Linked DNA regions of Homo sapiens: region 1 is linked to region 2. The links are chromatin contacts, found by Hi-C or POLR2A ChIA-PET in ENCODE. All regions are on one chromosome and are shown on one strand. Each heading gives the region's core, a stretch centred on a gene start or an enhancer-like site at or near the end of the contact. The rest is flanking DNA. Distances are from core to core; before and after follow the strand shown. Region 1 overlaps DLGAP1 (DLG associated protein 1). Region 2 overlaps DLGAP1 (DLG associated protein 1).

Region 1 (3,471 bases), core at 120-2,619, 150 kb before region 2:
GCAGCTCTTTGGTGTTTACTCAGTACATGCCTAGTGACTTCACAAACCCTCACATTTATAAATTCTAGTGTAGATCATTACTCTATAAAATGATGTCAAATATTATATAACATATACAGTAATATTGTAGCTGACTCCTCCAGAAATGAGAACACATAGGTAACAACAAACTGACTGAGAAATGGATATTGGCCTCCTTGGACTTTAGCCATCACTCTTAGACTCACGTCCAGTGCTTTCCCTTTGTAACCCATGGGTGCGAGAGCTGGAATGCTGCTGACTGCCGTCTGCAGGGTCCTCAGCCCCTAATGCAAATCCCTGCCTTCTATAACAAACACCGCATTTGCTTTCTGGGAAATTTAGTAAAGATGCTTCTCAACTTATGACGGGTTTATTTCCCAATAAACCTATTGTAAATTGAAAATATCATTAATTCAAAAATGCATTTAGTACAGCTAACTTACCAAACACCGTAGCTTAGCCTTCACCTAACCTACTTAAATGTGCTCAGACCATTTACATTAGCCCACAGCTGAGCAAAATGATCTAACACAAAGCCTATTTTGTAATGAAGTGCTGACTAGCTCATGTAATCTGCTGAGTATTGTACCAAAAGTGAAAAACAGAATAATTGTATGGGTACTCAAGGTACAGTTTTTATTAAATGTGTATTGCTTTTGCACCATCGTAAAGTCAAAAAAATCCTACACCAAACCATCATAAATCAGGAACTGTCTGTATAGTGTATGTGCAACATGGAACATCCTGATGCATTCTCTATGCTGTTTCTTCCTACCCTTTCCACCCTCTCCTCCATGCACATCCCTGCTACAACGATCAGCTCATTCCCCACACCCTTCTACAAACATCAGCTCCTAGATTAGGTAGGAGGCGGTGAAGCCTAATGGTTGCAAGCACAGACTCTGAGGTCTGTGTCTCATTGGTGAAGATATTACATTGTGCATGTTCTTAGAAGCTAAAGGGAAGAGTTCCAGGGTAGCAGTTCAGTAAATGCTGTTGTTTATAATGATACTGATGATCATGATATTATAGCATGTGAGTGAATGTTCAAGCTCCATACCAACTGAGCAATGGGTCAGGATTTTCTTCCCTCAAAGTCATATAGGTTATGACTATGAGAGCTTTAGGTAGATCTGAGAGGAGTGGAACCGAGTTGTGACTGTTGTACAGTTTTTCATAGTCCCCATTTGAAAGCTGTTCTTATCTGAGGCCAGCAGACCTTTCCCTGTGGAAAGTGTTATCTACCAAGCATTGGTGCAGATTGGGATTGCACGTGCTGTCCTGCCCACTCTTGACAGATGGCAGGGAGCCCAAGCCGTCCATATGCTGCTCTGTTCTCCGAGAAGACACGGGCACAAAAACAGATTTGGCTGGTGCAACTGTGACCGTGGGTGTCTCTGAAGCAGCGTCCCTGTCCTTGGGCTATTCAGCACCAGACAAGGTTCCAGCAGTTGAATATAGTCTGTGGTGGACAGCAGAGAGCAAATCCAGCCCTCAGATGTTGAGAGGGAAGCCTTATGGATGTCCTTGGGGATATTAATTTGTTTACTTGAGCAAGGGTGACCATAATTCAGTGTCAATCTGCTTCTACACTGTCCTTTTCTGCTGATGGGCATCTTGCTATAGTAGAGTAGGGAATTTTCTCTGTTTTCATTGACTTTTACTTTATAGAAATTCCACAAAAAATTAAAAATAGAACTACCATCTATCTAAGGTCTAAGACTTGTCAGGACTTACTATTCTTTCCTAAAAGCAGTAAGATGTCTTCAGATGACCACAGAGGAAGACTACAGGAAAAGAAAAAAAAAATAAATAAGGTTTCAAAATAAGTTTTCAGAGAGATGACATTCTCCCAAAAAGGAAAACTTGAAATTTTGCATCCAAATGTAACTGATATTTCAGAAATAGCTTGTTCTATGCCAGTATGCTGTTTTCCTTGTTTTAACTTTTCTTCTTCCTTGTGATCATTATTTTTAAGATGCAAAGATTTAATTGATCTTAAAACCCTCCAAGTGCACAAAAGAATTCCCAGGAACAGATCAATCATATCTTATGTTTGGAATTAGGTTCTAAATGCCCTTTTTAAGTTGCAATTAGCAGCTTCCATCTTTGTTCCTTTTTAATCTCCTCAATTACCTTGCTAAGTCATAACTGGGCCCCTCCTTCCATGAGCTGCACTGCAGTGAACTGCCACTTTACCAAGTCACCCACTATTTTAAGTCTGCATGAGGTTCACTTCACAGGGACTTTGACTAAAGCTCAGCTAGTGTGCTTTTGGCATTCTCTTATTTTTATACATAATTGTCACAGCTGAGCTTATTAAACTCAGCTTATGATAAAACTAGTAAAATTCTTATTAAAAGAAGCCATAGTTTCCAGAGCAAGGAAACAAATCACCCAGTTTAAAAATGGGCAAAGGACCTGAATAGACATGCCTCAAAAGAAGACATACAAATGGCAAACAGGCATATAAAAAATGATCAACATCACTAGTCATCAGGGAAATGCAAACTAAAACCACAATGAGATACCACCTCACACCTGTTACAATGGCTATTAACAGCTGAATGTGGTGGCTCATGTTTATAATCCCAGCAGTTTAGGAGGCTGAGACAGGCAGATGGCTTGAGCCCAGGGGCCCAAAACCAGCCTGGGCAACATGGCGAAACCCTGTCTCTACAAAAACACAAAAATTAGCCAGGTGTCATGGCATGCACCTGTAGTTCCAGCTCCTTGGAAGGCAGGAGGATCGCTTGAGTCCAGGAGGTGGAGGTTGCTGTGAGCCAAAACTGCACCATTGCACTCCAGCCTGGGTGACAGAGACCCTGTCTCAAAAAATAATAATAACATGGCTATTATCAAAAGAATGAAAGATAGCAAATACTGGCAAGGGTGTAGAGAAAAGGGAACCCTTGTACACTATTGGTGGGAACATAAAATAGTACAGCTGCTATGGAAAATCATATAGGAGTTCCTCAAAAAATTAAAAACAAAACTACCATCGAATCCAGTAATCCAACTTCCAAAGGATATATCCAACTTCCAAGATATATATTCAAAGGAAATGAAATCAGTAGTTGAAGGGAGAGCTGCACCCCGTGTTCACTGCAGGGTTATTCACAAGATGGAATCAATCTAAGTGTCCATCAACAATGAATGGATAAAGAAAATGTGGTTTATGTATTAAAAATTGAACACTATTCAGTCTTAAAAAGAAAGAAATCCTGGCACTTGCAACAACATGGATGCATCTGGAAAACATTATGCTAATAAAGAAAGCCCAGCACAGAAAGGCAAATACTGCACGACCTCACTTAGATGTGGACTCCAAAAGACTGGAGCTCGTAGAAGCAGAGAGTAAAATGGTAATTACCAGAGCCTGGGGGAAAGGGAAGGATGGGGAGTTCAGAAAGTATACAAAGTTTCAGTTAGACAGGATAAATAAGTTCT
Region 2 (3,187 bases), core at 68-2,567:
GAAAGAAAGAAAGAGGGGGGTGGGGGGGAGGGAGGGAGGGAGGAAGGAAGGAAAGAAAGAAAGAGAAAGAAAGAAAGAAAGAAAGAAAGAAAGAAAGAAAGAAAGAAAGAAAGAAAGAAAGAAAGAGAGAGAGAGAGAGAAGGAGAGAAAGGAAGGAAGGAAGGAGAGAAAGAAAGAAAAGGAGAAAAGGAGAGAAAGGAAGGAAAGAGAGAAAGAAAGGAAGGAAAGAAGGAAGGAGAGAAAGAAAAGAAAGAGAGAAAGAAAAGGAGAGAAGAAGAGAAAGGAAGGAAGGAGAGAAAGGAAGGAGAGAAAGAAAGGGAAGGAAGGAAGGAGAGAAAGAAAAGAAAAGAAAGAAAGGAAAGAAAAGAAAAGAAAGAAAGGCTTAGGTTTTAACTGTTTTTACCATCAGAGTCTATGGTTGTTATAAAATAGTCAAATATTGCAATCTATTCATAATTCTATTGTATTTTAAATTTGCGCTTCTGTTCCCGAAATAAGCTTCACCACTTGCAGCTTAAGCCACAGAAATGCGAACTCAGAAGGGACCGGGAGAGGAGAGAATGTTCTTTCAGCGTTAGAAATTTATCTTGTAAATAGAAGCTGGCAGTGGCCACATGGATTTTTTTTTTTTTTTCAGAGCTAGGGCAGGCAGTTAGTAGACCTCAGTTACAGCGTCAGCTCTGCCACTAACTAGCTAGTTAGACCCAGAGCTGCTCTGAGCCTTAATTTTTTATCCGTTGAAGGAGAGCCTTTGAAAGAAGATAACAGCAATCCAGGCCCCTGACATCCTTTGATTCTTTGATTAAGTCACCAACGTCAAACATGGAAAAACTTGAATGAGCAACTCGCTCAGGATTTCCTGGAAGGCACCCTGACTTGGAGAGTGGTATTATGCAAGTCCCGCAGTACACACGGCACGTCCCGCCCGGGCGGTCCTGCGCAGTCCTCAGCCTCGACCGCCCCCTGCCGGTCCTCCCCGGGACTGACGCCGCCACCCGCCCCCGGGCCGAGCGCGTCTCCGGGGAAACACAGACGCACTCTCAGCTCCCCTGGACCTACGCCGTCGTCCCCCCACCGTCCTTCCACGGGGGCGCAGGAAGGAGTGGGACGGAGCATCGGTGCCTTTTTCATTAGAATAGACACAAAGCCCAATTAATAAAGACCCAGAGAAGAGGAAGGGAAGAACAAGACCCAGGGGTTAGAAGAGAGAAGAACAAGAGCGGATTCTCAGCCATGGGACCGCAGCTTGTGAAAGGGGAGCTTTGTTTATTTATTGTCTAATCTCCTTGCTGCCCTGAGCTCGTGCAGCACGTTCCTTATCGGAATCTTGGGAGCTTGGGAATTTCCACAACAGAATATGTCGAATAGCTTATATTGCTAGCATAATAGAGTACATTTTGACCAGAAAGCTTTTATCCCTTTTCATGTGGTAGTGATTGTTCGGTGCTTCTCTATAGAAAAGTTAAACCATCCTCAATACGGTGAATATTATCTTTCCATTCTTTCACCCAAGGCATAAGAAATTACTATAATTTACCATGGCATAAAGGTAATAAAAGTGGGTAGAAGTCATCTTTCCAACACCTAAACACCTATCTGGAAAAGCTTTTGACCACCAACAGTACTCATTATTTCTGTCTTTGTACCTAATTGATTTAGTCAGAGTATCTGTGGCCATTTAAATACTATGTGATTCTGGTGATAATGGATTGATGGGGCATGTTTCCATTTCACTCACAAATGCTTTCAAATATACTTCTGCCTTATAGCGTATGCAATTATACTTTCTGTTCAGAATCTGTGAAGTTAATGATTCTTCACATTTCCTGGAAAACTTTTATGTTTTTGTTCAGATGAATGAGTAGTTATTTTCTCTAAGTATAAATTTCAGAGCTGTTGCATTTCTACAGCTAAAGCCCATGTAAAACATAGCCAATGAATGGGCATTCATCTGTGTTTCATGGCACATCAAAATGTATTTTAAATGCCTTTTCCTATGGCCACCTCCAGTCTTTTTTGCCTTAATTATGGCATCAAGGTGACTATTAGGAGTTTGCAGTAGCCAGTGATGTGGGGGTAAGGCAGGAGCAATATTCAGGACATGTGTCTGGTCATTAAGAAGTACCCAAATTTCTAGAGACTCAGAGAAGAATAAGAGGAAAATTCCACCACCTCCCTTCTCCTGCCTGCCTTCTCTCTCCCACAGTGACAGCACTGACCTATCAGACAGGGAAAATGGAAGATGCAGGCCTTATGCATAGTAGTGCCTGTCTCCAACCAGGTCCCAAGTCCACCCATGAGTACATTCTTCAAGTGTGCTCTTCTCACTGCCACACACACAGACCCTGGTTCATCATGGCAGACGTTTAAAAATTTGGAGACTAACTTGGTTCTACTTATTCTTAGGTACAAACTCAGTTCCAATGTCCAGCTTTGAACTAGATGGTGAACCACACTATTAGTTTTTCCTGCATCCTGACTCATTCATTGTCTGAAGGTGGGATTTTTTTAATTAAAATTTTATTTTGAGATTAAAATTATTTTGAGATAATTGTAGATTAACATGTAGTTGTAAAAATAGTACAGAGAGATCTCATGCACCTTATACCCAGTTTTCCCCCCCCACCCACCGTGGTAACATTTCAAAAAACTGTAGAACAATATCACAAAGAGGATATTGACACTGGTAGTCAAGATACAAACATTTCCATCATTGCATGGGTCCCTCATGTTGCCCTTTTATAGCCACACCCACTTCCCTCCCAACCCCACCACTTTCTTTACCCCTCGCAATCACCAATCTGTTCTCCATTTCTGTAACTCTGTCATTTTACATGAATGGAATCACACAGTATGTAACCTTTTGGGACTGGCTTTCTTCATTCAGCATAGTTCTCTGGAAATTCATCCAGGCTGTTGCTGAGAAGTATTCCATGGATGTACTACAGTTTAACCATTCATTCCTTGAAGGATATCCTGGTTGTGCGCAATTTGGGGCGATTATAAACAAAGCTGCTGTAACCATTCCTATAAAGGTTTCTGAGTGAACATACGCTTCATTTCTCTAAGACAAATTCCCAGGAGTACAATTCTTGGGTCATATAGTAGTTGCATATTCAGGTTTTAGACAAACCATCAAACTGTTTTACAGAGTGGTTGTACCATTTTACATTCCTACCAGCAATGT

The links. A loop is a pair of places that touch in the nucleus more often than their neighbours do. ChIA-PET counts read pairs that join two places held with the same protein, here RNA polymerase II (POLR2A). Pooled maps may share reads with other maps.
Region 1: a map of ascending aorta shows a loop between it and region 2 (2.7-fold over the local background). The contact joins two enhancer-like sites. A Hi-C loop is called at or near these places in 1 of 168 maps with a recorded cell type or tissue (ascending aorta) and 6 of 50 pooled maps. POLR2A ChIA-PET finds 5 or more read pairs at or near these places in 1 of 52 experiments (WTC11).

The regions. Positions count from the first base shown.
Region 1 is chr18:3,914,154-3,917,624 of GRCh38, reverse strand. The region is part of intron 3 of DLGAP1 (DLG associated protein 1); the gene reads left to right. Among named protein-coding and RNA genes, the nearest start is that of MIR6718, 31 kb to the right of the region's middle. Within about 2 kb of position 1,369, at least 4 of the 41 ENCODE cell types and tissues checked have a DNase peak (open chromatin) inside an H3K27ac peak, as active enhancers do.
Region 2 is chr18:3,769,286-3,772,472 of GRCh38, reverse strand. The region is part of intron 5 of DLGAP1 (DLG associated protein 1); the gene reads left to right. Among named protein-coding and RNA genes, the nearest start is that of DLGAP1-AS3, 110 kb to the left of the region's middle. RefSeq lists a silencer at 847-1,066. Within about 2 kb of position 1,317, at least 16 of the 41 ENCODE cell types and tissues checked have a DNase peak (open chromatin) inside an H3K27ac peak, as active enhancers do.